Linked DNA regions of Homo sapiens: region 1 is linked to region 2. The links are chromatin loops, found by intact Hi-C in ENCODE. Cell type or tissue: mammary epithelial cell. All regions are shown on one strand. Each heading gives the region's core, and the rest is flanking DNA. Links, peaks and the distances in the headings are about the cores only. Region 1 overlaps FOXO3 (forkhead box O3). Region 2 has its middle 32 kb from the start of LINC00222.

What was found. Hi-C counts contacts between places; a loop is a spot of excess contacts. Peaks named below come from ENCODE experiments on the same cell type or tissue, not always from the same donor. Only the 100,000 strongest peaks of a DNase experiment are listed, where the experiment ranks them.
Region 1: it touches region 2 in a loop (2.6-fold over the local background); 7 of 110 quality-filtered maps call a loop at or near these places.

What each region holds. Positions count from the first base shown.
Region 1 is chr6:108,646,172-108,657,382 of GRCh38, forward strand. The region is part of intron 1 of FOXO3 (forkhead box O3); the gene reads left to right. Among named protein-coding and RNA genes, the nearest start is that of FOXO3, 91 kb to the left of the region's middle. RefSeq lists a silencer at 55-349. In mammary epithelial cell, for the core only: no CTCF peak of the experiment used is centred there; a DNase peak (open chromatin) is centred at 4,810; H3K27ac peaks cover 1,137 bases.
Region 2 is chr6:108,777,881-108,789,091 of GRCh38, forward strand. It overlaps the pseudogene ZPR1P1. Among named protein-coding and RNA genes, the nearest start is that of LINC00222, 32 kb to the left of the region's middle. RefSeq lists an enhancer at 4,486-4,535. In mammary epithelial cell, for the core only: a CTCF peak has its summit at 4,585 (motif pointing left); DNase peaks (open chromatin) are centred at 4,621 and 4,941; H3K4me3 peaks cover 651 bases; H3K27ac peaks cover 783 bases.

The DNA.
Region 1 (11,211 bases), core at 972-8,971, 130 kb before region 2:
ACTCATCTCTCACCTGAGTAGCTGCCTTTAAATAGTCTTGCATGGAACTCTTCCACTTCCATGTCATTCTATTTTCAAAGCTAAGTCACATAGCCACATCTAACTTCGAAGAAGGCTGAGGAATGTAGTCTTTTTGTCTGGGCCCAGCTAAAAATTGGCATTGTGTGAGTAATGAATAAGAGAAGAATGGAGTAGTCTGTTCTACTAAGTCAAAGGTTGTGTGCAGTATCAACAGATAGTGATAAACAGTCCTTCAAAAACTTTGCACCCACTTTAACACTTTCACCAACCAATCCAAATTTTTTTTTCCCAAATCTTAATTAAAAACAAAATGTCCTCTACTGCTGTATTTGAATTGTGTTGTCTTTTTGAAGCATGAGTATAACTTCTAATAGAACTTAATTTTCTATTCAGATTTTAAACTTCTAAATGCTTCTGAAGTTTAAGGCAGATAACCTAGTTTATTTAAGTTTGATAGTTTATTCCTGTGACTTCGATTGCTAAAGGTAGGTTTTCTTGGAGATGGGAAACCTGGGAAAAGAGAATGTGTACTTCTTTAGTGCTGGAAGAATGTCTGCTTCTTTCCTCCTGCATTTTATTGCAGATGCTAACCTTACTCAGCATGGTTTAGTTCAGAAGAGAAAATAAAGGGAGAATTCATTTATGCTTTCGAGAAAATGTGTTGAGTCTTCCACATGCCAGGCATCTCCAACATAAAAGAAAGAGATGTATCTCTTTTGCTATCTAACTCTTCCCACTTTCCTTCTTATGATCTGATGTGACTTCTCCATATCTTATGTACCTTCCCCCCAATAACAATTGTAATAATCATCACTAAGCGTAGTACTGCACAAAAGAGAGCTATCAGGTAAAAGGACAGAAAAACCACGGGAGTTTTAAAATGTCCAAGTAGTATTTAAATTTTAAACCTTACTTTTTTCTGTTTTTAAACCTCATATATGAATTTAGACAGACAAACTAAAACCTGTTTACTATAGTAAGAATACCTCACTGTAGCTTAAATTGGTGTTTTTAAAATGATGGCTTTGGCCAAATTCTTTGGCAGCTACCCTAGACTGGAAGCATTAAAAATTGATTACTTGCAAGTTGTTGCTAATAGTTCCTTATTTCTGCAGGCCTTGCCACTCAGCCCAAACTGGGGTCCCTGCATAATGTTTATTGTAGCTGGAGTGCTGTGCTGGTGTCCTGCTGCCTAAGTGGAGTGAGTTGACCCTAATTTACTCCTGGATGCCTGCATTCTTTTCCATGCATGTCCACAAATAGCATCACAGCAAATTAACAGAATTTTCTGATTGATGTAGGGAGAAACCAAAGAAGGCCTGTGTTTGGTGGCCAAAACACCACACAGTATGAGCAGAGTGGAACTACTGGCCCATTTTATAGCATTCTAATTGATAATTATCAAAGAGCACATTATTTGACCATGTGGCAACAATCCAGTATCATTTCAGAGGTACTAGACATGTAGATGTCCGTGAACACCATAGTGAATATACCCCCTCCTTTTGCCAAAATTGAAATAGGTTATCCAAGAGGAAAGGGGAGGGAAAAGAAAATACCAATTTCCTCTTTACAAAACTGTGGCAAATGAGATGTCATAAAATTCTGTATTTCATGATAAAGCCTCCTGGCTCATCATTAATAAGCTAGAAAATTAACTCTTTTTTTGGAAACTTGGAGAGAGTCTATAAATGTCATCGTATGTGTTTGCTGTTGGTTCACAGGCAATGCCTAGTCCATTTTCCTTCACAGAGATCTAAAGCTACTAAATACTGTCAGAAGAAAGAAGAAAATTTATGTGGGAGAGCTAAGTGGAAAGAGGAGGGAATCCTAGGTGTCTACATTCACGACACTTTACAACAGCAAAGTCACTGTGGCGAGGGGAGAGACCTGGAAGCACCTCTGCCAAGGTAAAATTGAGGGCAGTCCATAGACAAGTCGAAGAACTGAGGAGAAATGTTTCCTGGCCCAGGACTCCATAATGGAATCTGTCTGGACCCTGCAGAAACTCAGTACTGTTAGGACTGCCTTGAGATGAGGCAGCCCAGTTGTCAGGGAGATGGGAGTAGGAATGGACATAAGGTGTCTGTTCTTGTATTGGTGGAAGAGGAAGGTAAAAAGAAATAAACCTAAACCTGCTGCTCACTTAGCTCTATTTCCCACAAGCAAACCGCAACATTGAGTAACAGCTGAAAAAGATGGTGACTAATGTAGATGAAACACTGAAAATGACTCTCTGGGGGTCTTCTCACCCCTGCTCCCTTTGATTAATGGTTTATTGTCGTAAAGCCTTAAGGGTCGTTGGCAGAGCCAGGTCAGAGCATTCAGAGTGCTGGAGCCATGTATGTCTGCCTCTCTTGCTTTTTGTTTCTCATCCTATTATCTTGTATTCCTTCTTATTTTACATAGGAGAAGAGAAGAAAGATGGCTAGAGATGATCATTGCCCAATTTTATCTTTCATGGTTAAGGAAATAATCAGTTCACAAGCTAAAGCAGTGGACTGTCAAGAATGGCAAAGTGGCCAGGCACAGTGGCTCACACCTGTAATCCCAGCACTTTGGAAGGCTGAGGTAGGAGGTTCGCTTGAGGCCTGGAGTTTGAGACCAGCCTGGAAAACATAGTGAGACCCCATCTCTACAAAAAAAAATAAAAAATTAGTGAAGTGTAGGGGCGCACACCTGTGTTTCCAGCTTCTCAGGAAGCTGAGGTAGGAGGATCACTTGAGCCCAGGAGCTCAAGGCTGCAGTGAACTGTGGTTATACCACTGCACTCCAGTGCGTTCCAGCCTGGGTAACAGAGTGGGAACCTATCTCTTAAAAAAAAAAAAAAAAAAAAAAAAAGGACTACAAGTGTCTCAGATTTGCCCCTACCAGACGCCAAACTCTTGGGTCAGAGGCAAAGGGATCTGTTATTCTCTCATGGCACAGCAGCCAGCATGAGCAGTAGTCTATTTTGCATTGGTTCTTCCTTGCCCCCGAATCCCACAGGGGTGACATAGATAGGCCCAGGTTGATGGCTGCACATGTAGTGGGTTGTGCAGGAACCTTGAGCTTAGGGATCTTAAATCATTTGTAATAGGCAGTAAGTATGTCTGCCCTTTGCTCTGGAGGGAGACACTATGACTACCTTTCAAGGCTGCTCACTGTGCAGATGAAAGATAGTCCTACCTTGAAAGATAGTCTAGAACAAAGACCCGTCAGTACTTTGCTTGACAAAGCAAAGACATTCAGTAACACAAGAAACCCCTGGCAAATTGTTCTCCAAATGGAGATTTGTTAATCTTATAAGTAGCTGATATCCCTAGTTCACCACCACCCTCAGCTTTTTTTTTTTTTTTTTTTTTTTTTTGAGATGGGGGTCTCACTGTGTTGCCCAAGCTGGAATGCAGTGACATGATCTTGGCTCATGGCAACCTCCACTTCCCAGGCTCAAGCCGTTTGTCTGCCTCTGCCTCCTAAAGTGCTGGGATTACAGGTGTGAGCCCTGTGCCTGGCCCCTACTTCCCTTTCTATCCACAAATTAATATCAGGACTCAGCTGTCTTTCTTCAGAAAACTCCTTAGTTTATAGCTGTTTGAAAGGATCTGATGAGCTTGTGTCTAGAGAAACAGCTAACATTCCACATAATGCCTCAGAGAGTTGTGTGTTACTTGACGTTTGTTGTGTGTTACTTTGAACCTGAAAATGGCTCAGAAACATCTGTTTCTTCATATTTGTCCTCCCTTGTCTTGATGTGAAGGGATTACTCTCAATGGCCCCCATATATTTAATGATTTGTTAATCCTTAGGGAAAGACCTAGTACCTGATCGTATTATGAGCCCACACATCGTTCCCATTAGCAAATGAAAAACCTGACTAAAGGGAAAGGGCTGGAAATTTCAGGAGGACCAAGTTAAAGAGTTCCAGAAAGTTTGGGGAGATAATCCAAGGGCTGACCCTGCCAACTCAGACTTAACCAAGGAGGTAGTTATAAGGTCAGGGGTCCTGCATCCTCAGGAATGCCCTTAGAGTCACTGACTGCTAATATGGTGGGACCAGTGAGCCCTGGAGCACAGGGACACGTGCTGGTTGAGGAGTGGGCTCACCCTCCAACTCTCCACCGTATTCTGACCCCTCCCTCTTAGACTCTTCTGTCTCCTCCAGCCACAAGCAGGGTCTAAAAGAACTGTTTCCTACGTTCTTTTAGCCCCTGAGGCACCCAGTTATAGGAATTTTCTATTTCTACTGTGTGTTCAGCTTTTATAGTCTCTTGCATGACTGTCCTTGCCAGTTAATACTATTTCTCCTGCCCTTTGGGTGATAGATATTACACTACTGATGCTTGTATTTCCAGTTTCTTAAGTGCTTTCAAGTTTACCTAGCATGTACATGAAGTAGATTAGAGCCTGCTACAATAAAATACTGCATTTCTGTTATGGCCTTTAGAAAAACTATGATTTTATCTCATGTGCATTCAGTCTGCTTCATTCATCATAGTTTAGGGGTAGTGCTAATAATTAACTTACACATTTGGGAACACCCTAGATTTTAAGTTAGAATACAGGGGTATCTGAGTGGCTCAGTGAATGTTTTTTCAGAAAAATGCAATCAGTGCCTAGTTCTTTAGTTACTGGAAATGTCCTTTCTTTATTTGATCTTTTTTTGTGAACTTTTGAGCTTTCTGATGCTCATCTGTGTGTGTAATTAGCACCCAGGAGTGTCGTGGAATAAATAGTTGACTTGGTCAGCATTTCATAATACCATTATATTGGTCATCAGCCGCTTTTGCATCCTGTGGTTTTGAACAAGAAAAAAAAATCTTGCAAAACCACTATGGTGAAATACTGAATATGCAGATGAGGTATAGGTTAAAGAAGGCAGTCCCTCGGGAGGCTCCTCATTAGAGCTGAATTTCAGTGAGGTGTGGAGGGGACAGAAGATACTATTAGCCCAAGTCATTTTACAGAATTGACTGCATCGTACTCTTTATTTCCGTACAGAAAATATACATCAATTGTTTTGTTTGCAGTAGCCAACATGGGGTATTCTGGTGTGTAGCATTTACTTTCTCTGCTTCTTTCACTGGTAACACCTTGATTTACAGTGACTATTAGGATAATTAACATTGACACTTGGAAGATAGCCTGCTTCCAAATGCATGCACACTTGTCTGTTTTATAAATGCTAACCCAAACTTTTTCCTTTCCTAGCTGAAAAATGTGTCTCCACTCCTTCCAATCTTTCCAGGGTGTGGGCCTGTGCGTAGCTGTGTGACTGTGCCCACACACTGGCATATATTTCAGAGCTACCAAAAAGAAATCAGTTGCTCTTGAAATAACAAGACAAAAAGGAACGGTTTTTCTGAGCCATAACATCTGAAGAGCTAGAAGCAGTTGTGTTTGTATGTGTGACGCTAAAGCCAGTAAATTTCATGTGAAGGAAGGGATTGTAAACTAAGAACAGAAAAGCAGTTTTCCTGGATTTCAGATGTCAAACTCTCAAGCTGTTTAACTCACCCACTCAGCACCTCCACATCCATCCCTGTAATGTGCTTGCATTGTCAGTGATTTGTTTCTGCAGGTTTTGATGCCAGAAGACAAATAATAAAATAGTAGGCATATGTAACCTTAAAGCAGTTTTCTACCAGAGTTTTTGATTGAGGTTAAACAGAAGTATCCTGATCACGTCGTCAGTTGGCAGGCAAAAGGCATCATATTTTAAGATTCACATAGTTTTAGAGCAAGCTCATCTTTTCTGGCTCAATAATAAACTAATTACATGTTTTAAATAGTATAGAGCTGAGTCCCTGTTTCAGATTAAGCCTCATAATAGCAAGGGCCAGGCACTAGCAGACATTTGCTTGATGTTTCTGGCTTGAGGATCCGTAACGTGGTGCCAGCTGTTTTAGGGCCTGAATAGGCCTGCCAGGGACAGCCAGGTGATATTGGCTTGACGTAGTCACAGGCTAATTCTCCCAGAACACAGAAGCCTCCAGACGTGCCACCAAGGAAAGCCTGGATATGTAGAAGTTCAGTTTATGGCTATAGTAATATTTGGGCATTCCCCAAAATAGTGATCCCAGTTCAGGTTAGGACATGATAGTAGTGTCCCTTTGAGGTCTGTCTGAGAAAAGGTGTCATTTCTAAAAAATTAGTGTTAGCAGATGGGCAGATGTGGCTCCAACAAGGCTTGCTTCATGGCTTATCATTTTTCCACATTTTCCATCCCTTTCATAAGCCTAGGGACCACATGCTGAACATTTAATTGAATCACACAGATTTTGTAGTCTTTAAAGCTTCTTATTCCTTGGTCACTTGTTAGTGGTGCCTCCCTCCTTGGTCAGTTTGGTGACTTCAGAAGGAAATACACAGTGCAGTGGTGAGAGCTTCACTTTTGAAGTTAGCCTCAGGCTTGATTTCTAGCACCACCACCCACTAGACAAATTGCTTAACCTTTCTGCACCTCAGTTTCCTCCTGACAGGCTTGTTTAGAAAATAAAATGAGATCAAATTTGTCAAGCACAGAGCATTGGCCCTGGTAGGCACCACATACATGAATTTCCTTCAGATTGTAGGTGAAGTAGACTTGATTTGGGATTTCTCTTGTTACCTAGGTGCTTGTGTAGAGGAGACTTTAGAACCAGAATGTGTTATTTGTGGTTTTGAGTGTGCCTGGGACTCTGAGCCAACTGAATTACCAAGTAATGGGGGCCCCATGGCATCCCATGACAGGTGGAGAGCCGGCTCTTCACCCTGGATGGACCTGAAATGCCTGCTAAGGCCTTGCTCCACCGAGTAGCACACACCCTATCAGTTTGCCCTTCTTTCCATCTCTTATTCTAGAGACCTTAAAGCCTACTTGTTGGTATATATTTTCAGGTTTTTGGAAATTGGGCTGTTTAATTGAAGTTAATACCAGTGATGAGACTTTTCAACCTGAGAACAACCTAGATGCTACTTCACATTTTGCAGTGGAAGCTTACTTCCATCTTCACTCATGTAGGACATTCTTTGGTCTCAATGTTTTATCACATCTCATGTTAAAGTATAATTCAGGTCTATTTTGTGGCTCCTGCCCCCTTCCCATTAATTCAATGGTTAAACAGATACAATTTTTTGACCCCCTACTATGTACCAGGCCCTCTGCCGGGTGCTAAAGCTATAGTAAAACATGGTATCTGGTTTAAAGAGCCAGACTGCACCCTGCATTTTATCTTTGCTATTAGTGTGCTAATCCAGACATTGGTACTAATGTTCTCTTTCTGGGTGGTGGGTTACACCTCAAGGCCAGGTGGTGTGAGTCTGTCTCTGCTCTGTTGACACTTAGGAGCTGATTGGATTCAGGTGTGGCACTGTGCCTCTTTGGTCCTCAGGGTCTGCGACTGTGAAGTTGGGGCTGCCTGTTTCATAGAAAGAGGGTTTCCTGGCCCTCTCCATGTTCCCCAGCTATTGCTATTTTTACTGAGCTTCCTGCCCTGGTTGCTTGTCATATGTCATGAAAGTGATGCTAAATTCTTGGATGTGCTCCTGAGTTCTGGATGCATGTTTCCTATGCCCTTTTATTCGATTTCCACACACAGTAAGTTTTCAAACTGGAAAAAGGTGCAGCCTTATTTTGTTTAAGCTAAGTGAATATTAATAATAAAACTATTTCTGTTCCACTTCATGGCTTTTATAACTTCATGCCTGTTAACTCTTTGAGGCAACCATTTTGTGTGGCTAATTTGAGCATGGTCTTAAAAGAGAATTTCAGTAGCATGTGTTTGCTGAGCACCTTGTGGGAAGGGGAAACAGATTCAATAACATCACAGGAGAAGCTTGGAGAAAGACAACAGGGGCATCCAAATGCTGCAGCTTTAACCTACTTTCTGGGACTGTCATCTCGCTGACTGCACGCCTTTAGATGCTTCTTCCTCAGTCTATGGGGAGAGGGACCTGGGGCTAGAAATAGGAGAGTTTGTGGGGAGGGGCAGGATGCTGCAGGGAGTGGGTGTGGGCAGAGGTTGCAAGACTGCCAGGGTTCTCTGTGTGCCGGAAGTGCAGGTTTGGCTGTGAGGAATGGAATGTTCTCTCTTGCCCTCCAAGAGCACAAACAGCTGTGGAAGAGCTTGAAAAGAAGATTACTAAAAGAAAAAATAATAATAATTAATATGAAAATAAAATCCACCCTAGAAAACCCAACAGAACCGTGTGTGGAGTATAGTGGTAGTCATCTTTTTCATGCTATTTAAGAGAACTTTCTTCCTATCTAGGATTTCTTTTTCAGTTGAGGGCAGGATAAATTGTGTACCCAGCCCTTTCTCCCCTTGGGAAAGCCTCATATGTCTCATTTTGTTTGGATAGAAAATTGATTCATTATTCTGATGACCAGATGATGATTTTATTCTTTTTATGAGGGACCAGAACCTGTCGCTTGCTTGCTGCTTGAAAACTTAAATGTTAGTTTCCAAAGGCCATCTCTGTGGGTAGAGGGTTATCGTCAGCAGTTTAACGGGAAATCTTGTTTCTAACTGGAAATTTAATTATTCAGCCAAGTTCCCAACAATGTTTACTTTAGAGCATCGTCTTTTTTTTTTTTTTTAAGTCCCTTAATGGTTTAAACTTTTAAGCTTTAGGCAAGAGTAGAGTGGAGCTAGATTTACATATCAGGTTGTTTGTGCAATCTTTTACATGAAAGTTTATGTTTTCTTCTCAATCTGAAAATTGGTTTTGGCCATTATAGCTGGTATTATATATGACGTAATAACTCTCTCTGATCTCAGATACATTTTTATGCTGTCATACTTTCTGCACCTGCTTTTGAACAACATCTTAGTCCCAAAGTAGATAAAATCTAGCAGAAGGGAGTAGGCAGCTAAAAACTAGATTCTAGCAATATCTAAGGAAATTACAAGGATCAGTTAGTGTTCCATTCCTTCCTTCTTTGGCTATATCAATTCCTAGTTTTGTGAAAGTCCACATGCCTTCTTTCTGTCCATGCCTGTGCATGCTGGGTGGAGAAGCATCACAGAGCAGAATGAGGTGACTGTCCCCAAGGCAGGGTAAGGTCAAGGATCTTTCCCCTCACCTCATGATTTTCAAAAGAAAAGCAGATCTGGACCTCAGTTACCTAAAATAAAATAAAATTACCCTAGCTCTTATTCTGCACATAAAATCACAGCTTTAATCTCTCATCCCAGTTCTCACCTTTATCTTCTCAATGATGGAAACTTGGACTTAAAGGAAGTTACTGTGCTATGTTACCAGATCTAAGGAGACTGGGAATCATTAGATTGGAATCAGATCCTCAGTCAATGGAAATATAAGGAGGAAAGACCATTGGTTCTTGGCCCTAATTGCACATTAGAATAATCTGGGGAGCTGTAAAAATGTACCTATATCCAGGCCTTACCCCATCTATTGAATCAAAACCTCTGAGACTGGGATGTGAGTGTTTAAAGTCTCCCCAGGTGATTCTAATAGGCGGGGTGAAGAACTACTACTGAAGGGAAATTGAGGGCCTCTTCCAGAGAATTGCCTTTGAAAGATCCTGTCATTATACACCGAAGGCGCCCACCCGGGCCTGCTCCTGAAGCTAGCTGTTTGCAGTGCTCTCCTGTGGCACGCAGACCTCTGGGTCTCCCTGTGAATTGGGGTTCCATTGGGCTGTTCAAAAAACCTTTGTCATCTGTGGTTCAGCAGACGCGTATGTTAGAATTCAGGCATTTGGCAACCTCATTCTGAATTGTCAGTACCCACAAGTCAAGCAGTGAGACCCACTTGAAATGCTGGTCCTGTACACAAAGTGGGTGAGCACTGTATTGAAAGACAGTCCTTTCCAGTGCTTTCCCCTGAAATTCCTTGTAAGGACCAGGAGACGCCTGCAGTCGGCCTGGTGGGAAGTAGTGGGCCTGGCTTTGGAGTTAACCATAACTCATTTTGCTGCTCCAGACAGTCCTCCTCCCACCCCACCCCACCCCACCTCAAAAAAAAAAAGAGAGAGGAGGGGGTTGTCTTTAAAGAAAAAAAAAAAGCAGGGGCTTTTAAGAGTTAAATTACACAACTCGCTTTTTATTTTTAAAGTGAGCAGATTTCTTGTTGTCGTTGCTGAGAAAGATAAATTGATACCACATGTTGCTTCCAGACAAAAACCTCTCTGTGTTCCAGGGGAAGCACATGCAGCTGGTGTCTGGGTGAGTGGACAGTCTCCACAAGGTAAACATGGTTTGGAAGGGCTGAAGCGGACGTAGGGTACAAAATTTAAGAAATTACCAGTTACTTCTGACTGGCACGGCACCTCTGAAATACTTTTTTAAAGTTTGAAATCCTTTCCTGGAAGGGGCCGCCCTGGAACCTTTTGGCTTAAAGTATATGATGCTCGGAAAACAGTAAGTTAACATTTATGATGTCACTGCTTCCGTGTGGGATCTAACAGTTGTTGGGAGCTGCTTTTGTACTTGGCACTTCACTGAGTAGTTTGCATGCAGAGCTTTATTTAATCTTCCCAAAGAGCCAAGAGATAGTCAAAGAATGTTTTTATCCTGCCTGTGGGAATTATCCCCTTTGTAAATTATTGGTGGAATACTTTTCATTTCAGGAAGCTTCTCTCTCACACCTAATCTGATCTGTTTGGGGTCCATGTGTCTTCACAACCAGTTAGCATGTATGTAGAGATCATGGATACTTTAGTATTAGCAATAATTGTATCTTGCAATAGAAAACGGTCTTCATTATAACAAGAAAAATAATTGCCAGATTCTGCTAGGTGCAGTCATCTTTATGCTGATTTATTCAAGGTGGACCAAACAAAGGAATCTCTAGGCAGCAGGACTGTGAAATGTGAATTCCATCATGCTGCCTCCTTCACACACCTATTGCACCTGCCTCCTGGAAGGGTTATGCCACTGATTGCCAGTTCTGTAACTGATTAACTACACCTAACGGGTTTCTGCCCCAGTGCAGGGCTTCCTTCAGTGTAAATTGTTTTGTAAAAGAGAAGATGGACATAAAAATGAAATAAAGAGTATTCTTACCACTGCACTCTCTTTAGACACATTGTGATAGAGGTGTTTTAAGGGTTCTTTAAACCTTTCGGCCCACGTTGGGGACAAGCTGGTACATTTGTCCCTGAAGCTGAAGTTTTTTCCTAGAGATCTTTCTTTCTTGTAATTTCATCAAAATCTTGATTTCTAAGTACTGAATTTAAATCACATGATTTTGGGTTTGGGGGTC
Region 2 (11,211 bases), core at 1,195-9,194:
TCAGGGGCCGGAGGAAAGAGATGAGAGGGCAACTTTCCAGCCGGGCATGGTGGCTCACACCTGTAATCCCAGCACTTTGGGAGGCTGAGGTGAGCGGATCACCTGAGGTTAGGAGTTCGAGACCAGCCTGGCCAACACGGTGAGACCCTGTCTCTAATAAAAGTACAAAAATTAGCTGGCCATGGTGGCACGTGCCTGTAGTCCAAGCTACTCGGGGGGCTGAGGCAGAAGAATCACTTGAACCCAGGAGGTGGAGGTTGCAGTGAGCCAAGATTGTGCCACTGCACTCCAGACTGAGCGACAGAGCGAGACTCTGTCTCAAAAAAAAAAAAAAAAAAAAAAAACAACTTTCCTTTTATAGTATATCCACTTCAAAAACTTTTTGCTGTTCAAATTTTCTACAATGTGCATGTATTGGCCATTTTTAAAAGTAGATAATATATATTTAAATTTTGGAAGCAATGCCCTTCTTTGTGTTATTTGTGTCCTCTGAGATGCAAGTAATTTATTGGGGAACACACCTGTAATGGAAAATGGGGATGGAGCCAGAGGCGATGGGGAGGACGCTCAGAGTGTGATGAAGGTCTGACCCTGGAGAAGACAGGAGAGAGGGAAGGAAATTTGGACAAGGTCAGTGAACGTCCTTGAGCCAAAATTGCCCATCAGAAGTCCCACCTCTCCCAGGAGAAGGCGTGCCTTCCTATTCCTGCTACACTGAGAGGTTGGCTGAGGGCAGCCCCTGGGAAGCGCAGCCTCAGATGTGTTGATGGATTCAGAGCACAGCAGCTGGGGCCCTCGATCAGCTGCACTCCCTGCAGCAGATCTCATGGCTGTGGCCCCTCCAAAATCTGTGCTGATCACCTCTTCACTGAAGTTTGCAAATATTGCTCTTATGTGATGACTTCCTTGATTTTATAGTTACAGTGACTTGGATTCTTCTGATTCTAGGAAGTAACTTTTTTCTTTAATCATTTATTCATCCATTCATTTAACCAGTCTTTATTAAATACTTACCACATGTTATGTACTGAGCTAAGTGCTGGGGACACAAAAGTGAATAAAACAGACCTGGGTCCCAGATTCATGGACTTGAGGATCTGCTGAGCAGGCAGAAATGAATCAAACGATCAGCCAGCATATAACTTCCAACTCTAGTGAATGCTGCAGAGAAAAAGTGTAGAAAGTCATGATGCATCTGACACCAGTTGGAGTTTGGGGAAGGCTCCACAAAAGATGTGAAATATTAGAAATAAATGCTTATTGAGAAAACAGTGTGCAGAAGAGTGTAAAGTACAAAACCAGGCCAGGTGGTGGCTCACGCCTGTAATCCCAGCACTTTGGGAGGCTGAGGCAGGAGAATTGCTTGAGCTCAGGAGTTCAAGACCAGCCTGGGCAACATAACAAGATCCTGTTTCCACAAAAGATCAAAAAATGAGCCAGGTGTGGTGGCACGTGCCTCCCATAGTCCCAGCTACTCAGGAGGCTTTGGTGGGAGGATCTCTTGAACCAGAAGGTCAAGGGTGCAGTGAGCTGAGATTGTGCCTCAGCACTCCAGCCAGGGTGACAGAGTGAGACCATGTATCAAAAAAACAAAAACTAAAAAAAGAACAAAACTAAAATCACTCATAATTCTAGAACCAGAAATAACATCACCTGGCAGCTTTCTTTGTCTTTTACAAAAAATGCAGTTGTCTAATACAGCATTGTTCAATAGAACGGAATGTGAGCCACATATGTAATTAAAAATTTTTAAGACTCTTGAGACATTTTATAAAATTTTTGGAGAAGTGCTGTTCTCATTTGCATTGCTGGCAGTCCCCAGAGTGCATGTCTCACTGTGACTCTGGCAGTGGTGACCAATGTAATTTCCTCTAAATTTGTTAATTTGATTTGTCAAATTTGGCATTTCCTTATTTTCACAAACAATTCCGAAGTCTTTGCATTCTAGAGAGGCTGAACATTCTTTGTCCCTCTGCTCATTAGCTAATTCATTTCTAGTTTTACATTACTAATTTTCTTCTTTTAGAAGTGAATGAATGGTGCCTCTTACATTGAATGGAGTCAGATGAAGCCTGATACTTGTATTTATTTTCATATGCTAACATGGTTTGATTTCAAATCTCACCAACAATGGTTAAGCTTTGCCGACTGGGAGATGCAGTGCTGAGTATTAGGGGAAATACACTGAGAGCTGGAGGGTGCTCACAGGAAGCATACAAGTCCTGGAGGAAAACAGCAGGCCGGGCACAGCAGCTGAACCATGAGGCTGTGCACACTCAGGTACCATGGGACGTCTGGGTGCCCACGAGAGCAAGAGTGGGGCTGGGTAGCTGACTCTGGAGGGATCAGGTTCATGGAAGCAGTGAGATTTGAAACAGATCTGGGGGAGAAGGATCTCCGCGAGCAGGGTGGGATGAGAGGAGCCGAGGGCTGGGCTGGAACGTAGTGGTGTCTAATAGCAGATGTGGGAGACAAAGCAGGAAGGTCTGCTGGGCCCCTGTTCTAGCAGAATTTAAATAACCCCCTGAGGCTTTATTTTATAGATTTTGAGAACCTGGCCAGGCGTGGTGGCTCATGCCTCTAATCTCAGCACTTTGGGAAGCTGAGGTGGGTGGGACACTTGAGGTCAGGAGTTCGAGACCAGCCTGGCCAACATGGTGAAACCCCGTCTCTACTAAAAATGCAAAATTAGCTGGGCTTGGTGGTGCACACCTGTAATCCCAGCAACTTGGGAGGCTGAAGCAGGAGAATCCCTTGAGCCCAGGAGGTGGAGGTTGCAGTGAGCCAAGATTGTGCCACTGCACTCCAGCCTGGGCGACAGAGTAAGACTATTTCAAAAAAAAAAAAAAGAATTTTGAGGACTTGATGGTGCTTTTAAGCTGTTTTATTTTTCCTTTGAGAAGAGAAAATCCTAATTCACAGAGCTTTTCAAGGGAAAGGGCCTAAAGAGAGAAAAGGTGGCGTATCCTCAGCTCTTCCGCTGAGGTCAGCCTACCAAGGAGAGATCAGCTTTAGTTCCTCAGAGACATGCCCAGTGATTCCAGGTGTGTGCAGGAGAGTGGCCAAACAGCTAAGGCAATAAGTCTGTTCTGAAGAAGACTTCTGTGTGTCAGGGGCCCACCTGCCGTGGCCAGGGAGGCTCTGCTCGTGCTTGAACCAGGCTTCTGCCAGGCGCCCTCCACCCACTCCATGCCTGCCCTCTCCACCCACCCCCTCCTCTACCCCCTCCCCTTCACCACCTCCCACACCCTCTTCACCCCTGCCCCTAAACCCCCACCTACCCCGGGGTCTAGTCCTTTGGGGGGAACATGAACTTGGCCTTCTTTAGAGCAGGCTGACCAATGGCTACCTCCATTCAGAAATGCTTGCTGTAACTCAGGACATCCTGTGTTGGCTGTGTCCCAAAGTCCAGGTGAAAATCTCCCGGGCCTCTGCACATCTTAGGAAGGAAGAGGGACCAAGCATCTAATGAGGTCTCTGATCTGGAGAGGAGAAGCACCTTGAGCCAGGGAAAGCCTCTTCCAGCACAGACAAGGCAGCCCTTTCTTTAGTGGGTGTCCTTTTCAGAACCAGGTGTTGCTAAGATTTAAAAGGTATTCTGTTTGCTAATTCAACTGAAATACACACAATCCGCCCCCAGTGCTGGGTTCAACATCTTTTTGCCAAGGCGGTTTTTACAAATGCTGATGAACCACTCCATGTGGCTTCCTAGGCAAGCACATTCCTCAAGCATTTTGACACCGGCTAATGATTTAAAGTCCCTTTGGCTCCATAAACAGTGGAGGCCGGCCCAAAGTGTTGGCTGATTAGAAACCCACTGGGCAGGCTCGCCCAAAAGGGCCTGGGGCTGGGTGAGCGCTCTACCTGGCTTCCCTCCTTGGGTGAGGAGGAGTGGGGTGGAAGGAAGGTGAGAAGGTGGTGCCCCTTTTCTGGATCTCTTGGTTTCCCTTTGACTCTCCATCTAGTATTCTCTGCATACACACACACTCGCACACACACACGCGCACACACATGCACACTCATATGCACACGCACACTCGTCTCTGCCTATGACTGTTCGATATCTTGTTGAATAGGCTCTGTGAAGGGCTGGGGGAGGGGCACATGTTGGAGAGAATGCCTACTTTTACTTCACTCGCAAAGATTCATCCCAAATTCTGTGGGGGTGTGTTGGCAAGGAGGGGAGGCAAGACTAAACAGAGGGGATAAAAACTTGCATCCGCATGATTGCTTTTTAAAAATATGACAACTTGTGAAAGCTTTATTTTCTGTTTATAGTGAAAGGCATTTCTTCTTGCCATTTACAGAGCAATTCTGCAAGAGAGCTTCAGCAAAATTCCAAAACAATCGCATCGAGAGTCGGCACAACGCAGGTCTCCCGACTTTGACTGGTTCCAGACGAAGTTTCTTTTGTCGTTTGCTAGCCTCCAGGGATGCAATCTCTACACTCTCTGTGGGATGGAGGGGGAAGGTGAGTGGAGGGAACATTAAATATTAGGAAACCCGAAGAAAAAGCAAAAGCAACTGCTTTCTCAGGCTGCCCTTCGGAGGTTCGTAGTCCGGGAACGATGAAGGGAGACTGCCACCTATGGGCCAGGTTCCAGGGACGCCCGCACGTGGCGTTCTGCGGGACAGACGCAGTCTTAAGGTAGAAGGGAAGGCGTCTTCATGGGACAGTGAGTCACCGCACACTCTGCTTGCAGGCAGAAGCACTCTTAACTCATTCAGGACAGATGAGCATTTTCCCAATTTAAAGGACACTTTTTTTTTTTTTTAAACAAGAGTGTGATCTTGTAAGCCAAGTTTTGTAATACAAACAAAATAATGGAACTGACACCCCAGGACCCACCATTTAAATTAAACAGATGTTCAGTTCAGTTTGGCTGCTAGGTTCCACAGTGGGATCCACTCCAGCACTATACCTGAAATTGTGTGGCTGCTTAACAAAAATGAATCAGCATAATGAATCAGAGATAAACATCCTCTTGCCGTGCCGTCCCAGTAGAAAAGCAACAGGATAAATAACAATTGGGCAAATATCAAACCCATTCCAGCAGATGCCTGTGGGTGGGGGCAAGGGAAATGAAAGTGGAATCAGACACAAAGGGGAATATAAAAGGAAGCACAGTTGTAAAACTAGAGAGGGACCTCACATACAGTCACGGTAATGGGATAAGAACTGAGGAGTATAATTCAATCACCTCTGCTCCCAACGTGAAAAAGAAAAGTTATATGCTTTGAGCTTGGCAAGTGGGAGACGGCTACTGTGTTATAATGGTTCCAATGGTATCATACAGTTGTCCTTTGATATTTGAGATCTATGTGTTCGTGAATAGCAAATCCTATTATTCCCATTGTCTTCCATTATAAAATCAGATCTGCCACACAACACCTATACGATACTGGATTTAGAGTAACCAAGCAGTCCCGACTCCTGTTGCAGAGAAGGGAGTGGTGTAGGTATTTGTGTGTGCATTTTTTTGTCTGAGTGTGTGTACATGTGCATGTATATGAAAGCATGTGTGTATGTATGAGTGTTTAAAAAAGGAGCTCAGGAAGGATTATGGTTCTGTCACTCCAAACCAAAGGAGATTTAAGGTCCTCTGCCCAGCATTGTAGCACCTAGAGAAAAGCTAACCCTGTCCAGGGAGGCATCTCCCCTGAATAGGCACATGTACTGAATAGGCACACTGCCTTCCAGACCCATCAGAAAGGCAGAGTTGGGCTGTAGAGTCTTCAACAGAAATCAGCAAGTAAAACTTGGGATGCTAGAATGGTACTGTACTTTCAGCAAGTGGCAAAGGAAACACAGGAAAGAATCCAACAGAAGCAGGATGGGGATTTTCTGGGCAGACTAGTAGGCTGGGTGAGGGAGAATAACCCAGTGTTGCACTCTATGTATAATCCACATTTTGTTTGCCCATTTTGCTCCTGAAGGACCTGTAGGAGACAGGAGCTAGGCCAGAACTGTTCTCTTAGCCCCACCAACTAAGGGTTAGTAGCATCAGTTCCTAAGTGAAGAAGAACTGGCAACCGATACCAGAATCCATCGAATGTCCTTTAGGGTTCTTTATACATAAAAACATAAATAGTGCCAAATTCTCATTAGTAGCTCAGTTGCTCTTTAAAAAAACACTCCTTTTATCTTTTATGAAGTGTAAGTTCAAGAGTCTTTCTAGATGTTGTAATATTCGGACACCTGGTTTAGGAGGCCTCTCTCTCCCCCCTTCATATATGTGAACCATAACCAGGAAGATCTGAGTATCTTTAACGTATATTAGTAAATTATATATACTATCGTTTCATGTACTTTACATTTTATGTAAATTATATTGTATAAATATTTATGTTGCATCTTTCTAGTTTATCATTACACATTTTAGATGTATCCATGTAGGTGATAAGGATCTAGTTCACTCATTTTAATGGCTGTGCAGCATTGCATTGCATGAATAATCCACATTTGATTTGCCCATTTTGCTCCTGAAGGTCAGGTAGCTTGTTTCCACTTTTAAGCTATTACCCAGAGTGCTGAAAGAATGTGCTTTTGTTCATATCTCCTTGGACCCACGTGTCTCTTGGGAACTTCTAGACATATAGTGGCAGAATTTTTGGTCATAGGTTATGCATTAACTTTACCAGGTGTTGCCAAATCGCTCTCTACAGTGGGTCTGTCATTTTTACATGCCCACTAGCAGTGGATGTAAGTATCCATTTCTCCATTCTCATCAACTTTTGGTATTGTCAGAGTTTTTTCAAGAAATTCCCACTCTAATAGGCATGAAATAGTATCTATTTGTTTTAATTTGCATCTCCTTGACTACTAATAAAGGCGAGCACATTTTCATGCGTCTATAGACCATTAAATGTCCTCTTTTGCCGATTGCTTGTTAACATCCTTAAGCTTTTTTGATGTTCGGTTGTTGCTCTTTTTCTTGCTTATTTGTAGGAACTAGTTGTACATTTTGGATAGTAATCTTTGGTTGGAAATGTGGGATATAACTATTTTCTCCAAGTCTGTGTTTGTCTTCTTGCTTTGCTGTTAGTGCCATTTGTCATTAAGAAGTTTAAAAAAATTATCTACTTCAACTTCTCACTTTTCCATGATAATTTTTGGTTTTGTATTGTTTAAGAAACCCTACCCTCCTTGGATGTCATTGAAATATTTTCCTGTAGTTCTGTCTAAATGTTTACTGCTTTTCCTTAACACATCTGAAATTTATTTTTGTTCACACAGTGAGGTACGAATCTAATTTTTCTCTTAGAAAATATTATTAGCCAATAGTCACAGTGCCATTTATTGAATAGTCATCCTTTCCCTGCTGATTTGCAGTGTCACCTCTTATATCCTAAGTTCCTACTTATGTGTGTTTCTAACTTTTTCAGAAAATTTGCCCCATTGATCTATTTAGCTAAATGCTGATACCAGAATATTTTATTTCATTTTCCAGGTGTAATTTTATTCCACTTTCTCCAACTTCAGAGTTCCAACCTTAGAGGACAGAGCATTATGTGGAGGGAGGGTAAAGACTTGATATGAAAAAAGTGATAATGACATACCCCTGGTTCATTTCTGGGTTTCTTCCTAGGCCAATTCAAAGCCTCAAAATAAGGTCAAGTAACACAATAGGCTCACACTTGCATTACAAGCTGTTTAGAAAATGTGCCTAGATCTCTGACTCAGACAAGATGTCCTCCCCACCATGGGCAAGGGCTGGTGGGCAAGACACTCCCAGCCTTCTTCCAATACTAATAAATAACCTGCAGAATGAGCAGCGCTGGAGAGCTGGCCCTTGACCCACCCACTGCTACCGTTGTGGAGCCAGGCCTGCCTCATAGCCCTCTGTCTTCATGTCATTGAGCTCTAGCTCCTCATTTTAGTCAAAGGTGTGCTTATAATGCTCCGCCTTCATCTCAGGATCATCTTCAGTTGCATACACATTCTGCAAGTAACTGTTTCCTGCTGAATCATCCATAATAAAGTCGGTCTTCATGTTACCTTCGATGATCTGGTCCATCTTCTGGCTAAACTCCTGCAGTCTCTCCGTCTGGCCAGGATTGGAACTGTCGCCCAGTGTGAAAGGGTTTTTGGTCACCAGTTCCCAGATATCTTTCAGCAGCCCTTCTAGTGTGGTGAACTTGCACCTGAGGATGGCCATTCCCAGTCAAATTCTGGCTCTGGGATTTCCACACTACAAGTCTCAGACTTGAGGAGGTCTCTGGTCATATCTGAGGGACCTGTGATGTGGAGGGTGATCCTGGTGCCCAAGGGTTCTACTGCTTCTCCAGATTTCACCTCATTGGTCTGATGCACGCAGTTCTTGTACTTGGTCCCTCCTTAAAGTGAGGGATTTGTACTAGCTTCATGTTGGTCTGAGTGGGGGCATTGCATTCTGGGCCGTTTGTGTTAAACTGGAGCACTTCATTTCTGAGATCTTCCTCTTCTGGCTTCTCTGTTGGTGCTTCTGCTTGGAGCCCCAGCATCTCTTCCTGCTGTCGGGTCTGGTTGTAGTGTGTGATCACCAGGGCATCATCTTTCTGAGCAGCCTGTGGGTTTTCCACAAAGCTGTTCCCTGAGGGATCATCAATGATCAGAGTGAAAGGGGAGGCTGATTGCTTTAGCTCCTTCAGTTTGACAATGAACTCATCAATTCTTTCAGCTGTGGCATCTTTGTTGCCCTTCGCGCAGGCTAGTCCTGCTCCCGGCCAGAGATAGCACGGGTGATCAATCCTTCAACAGTGTTCAGACCTCCTTTCTGGCTAAAGGCAGGAATTTGAAAATCTAGCTCAGGAATCCTTGTGGTAGCAGAGTCAGTCTTCACCACTTCTCTGTTCATGTCCTCCAGAGCCCTGATGCTCAAAGTGTAGCGCACTCCCTGGTCCTGGATCCTGCCTGCCGATTGGATCTCCGTGTTGTTCCAGCCACAGTGGTGGCAGGAAAAGGAGCTCACGATTATTTCTCTGAAGAAGGGAATCTTGGTGAGCAGGAGGCGCGTCATGCCATTGCGGTAACAGTTCATGCACAGTGACTTGATCTGGGTGGGCTGCTGCTCCTTGTCCTCGGCGCTGATGGGCCAGAACAGATGACCCAGGGCAGGCAGCAAGTCCAGGGCGGGCGAGGGGGCAACGGCTGACCCCGGGGACCCCACTTCCACAGCCCCGGTGGCCGCCATCACCACCCTGCATCCAAATATTTTAATTACTTATTTAATTATTTAACCACTGCACTTCAGCCTTCAGCCTGAGTGACAGAGCGAGACCTTGTCTCAAAAGGAAAAAAATATATATATACATATATGTAAATGTATGTGTATGTGTATATATATGTATATATGTATATACAAAAAATTAAATAAAATTTAATTTTAATTTTATTCATAAAATAAGTTCATTTTTGTTAAGTATATTTTATTTGCCCCACATTTACTCTCAATATAACAAGGGTACAAGATATTAAACGACAAAAGATGACTCTTTTTCAACAAATGATATTGAGATAACTGGATAGGCATATGCAAAAGAATGAAGTTGCACCCCCTCTTCACTTCATTTATAAAATTAACTAAAAACAAGTTTTGCTATCTGTTAGGGTGAATCCTTTCTCTTTATGCTGTCTCAAAATTGTGGCCAGGCACCATGGTTCATACCTGGAAGCCCAACACTTTGGGAGGCTGAGGCAGGAGGATCACTTGGGCCCAGGAGTTAGAGGCTGCAGTGAGCTATGATTGTGCCACTGCACTCCAGCCTGGGCAACACAGTGAGATCCCGTCGCTTAAAAAAAAATTGTTTTGGCTGTTCTTAACCCCTTTATTTTTCTGGATGGATATTCTGATATGCTTATCGAGGTCAGTGAAAACAATTCTCCACGGATTTTGAATAGAATTTATTAATAGTATAAATTTAGGAAAGCTGCTACTGTTAAGCTGTTGTCTTTCCATACATAAACAGGGTGTATCTCATCATTTCTTCAGGTTTTCTATCTTTCAGTGAGGTTTTAGAGCTTTCTTTGTAAAAGTTTCATGTCATTTATTAGATTTATGAATAACATAGTTTTTTAAAAACTATAAATGTAAATGGCATGTCTTTTTATTTCATCCTCATTCTTGAATGATAGTTTAGCTGTGTATAGAATTCTAAGTTAGCTATTTTCCCTCAACACTCTAAATAGAACTTCTCTCAGATAACTAGGTATAGAAGGAACATTCCTTGCTGAGCACAGCAGCTCACACCTGTAATTCCAGCACTTTGGGAGACCAAAGCCGAAAGATTGCTTGAGCCCAGGAGTTCGAGACAAGCCTGGGCAACATAATGAGATCCCATTTCTAAAAAAACTTTAAAAACTTAGCTGGGCATAGTGATGTGTGCCCGTAGTCCTAGCTACTCGGGAGACTGAGATGGGAGGATTGCTTGAGCCCAGGAGGTTGAGGCTGCAGTGAGCCATGGTCACACCACTGCCCTGCAGCCTGGGTGACAGAGCAAGATCCAGTCTCAAAAAACAACAACAAAAAAGGAACATTCTTTAACCTGAAAATGGCATCTACCAAACCCTAAAGCAAATATTATTCTCAGTGGTGAAATCCTAAAAACATCCCATTTGAATTCAGGAATAAGACACGGGAAATACTGGAATGCAACATCATCCTAATTATCAGGAACAAACAAGATGCAATTTTTAAAAACCATGACATATAGCTGGATTTATTTAAATTAAGTCTCAGCCCTTTAACCTATGAAGTTAGTTCATTTACATTATTGTGATTATATACTGTGGTGGATTTATTCTTTAACCTTGCTTTGTGCTTTCTGTACATTTTTTTCTTTTTCTCCTTTTTTTGCCTTTTATAGAACTGATCAATATTATCTTTCAAATGATTATATTTCTGTTTTTTTCATATTTACTTTAAAATTGAACAAACATACTGCTCAACAATCTTGTAGGTTAATCAATATCCCTTGGTTTCCTTTCAAACAAAATAAGGACCTTAGGTGGTTTTCTCTCTTATTCTTCTTTTTCTCTCACACATTGTTTCTAGTATTTTAATTCCATCTTTTTATGGAACCTCCATTAGTGCTTTTGTTACTATTGTTTCATACAGTCAATGCTTGTTTAGATTTGACTATGTATTTTTCAACTTTTTAATTCTCCACTGCTTTTCTAAAAACATTTTTGAGGTATAATATAGATATAATTCCTCCATTTAAAGTATACAA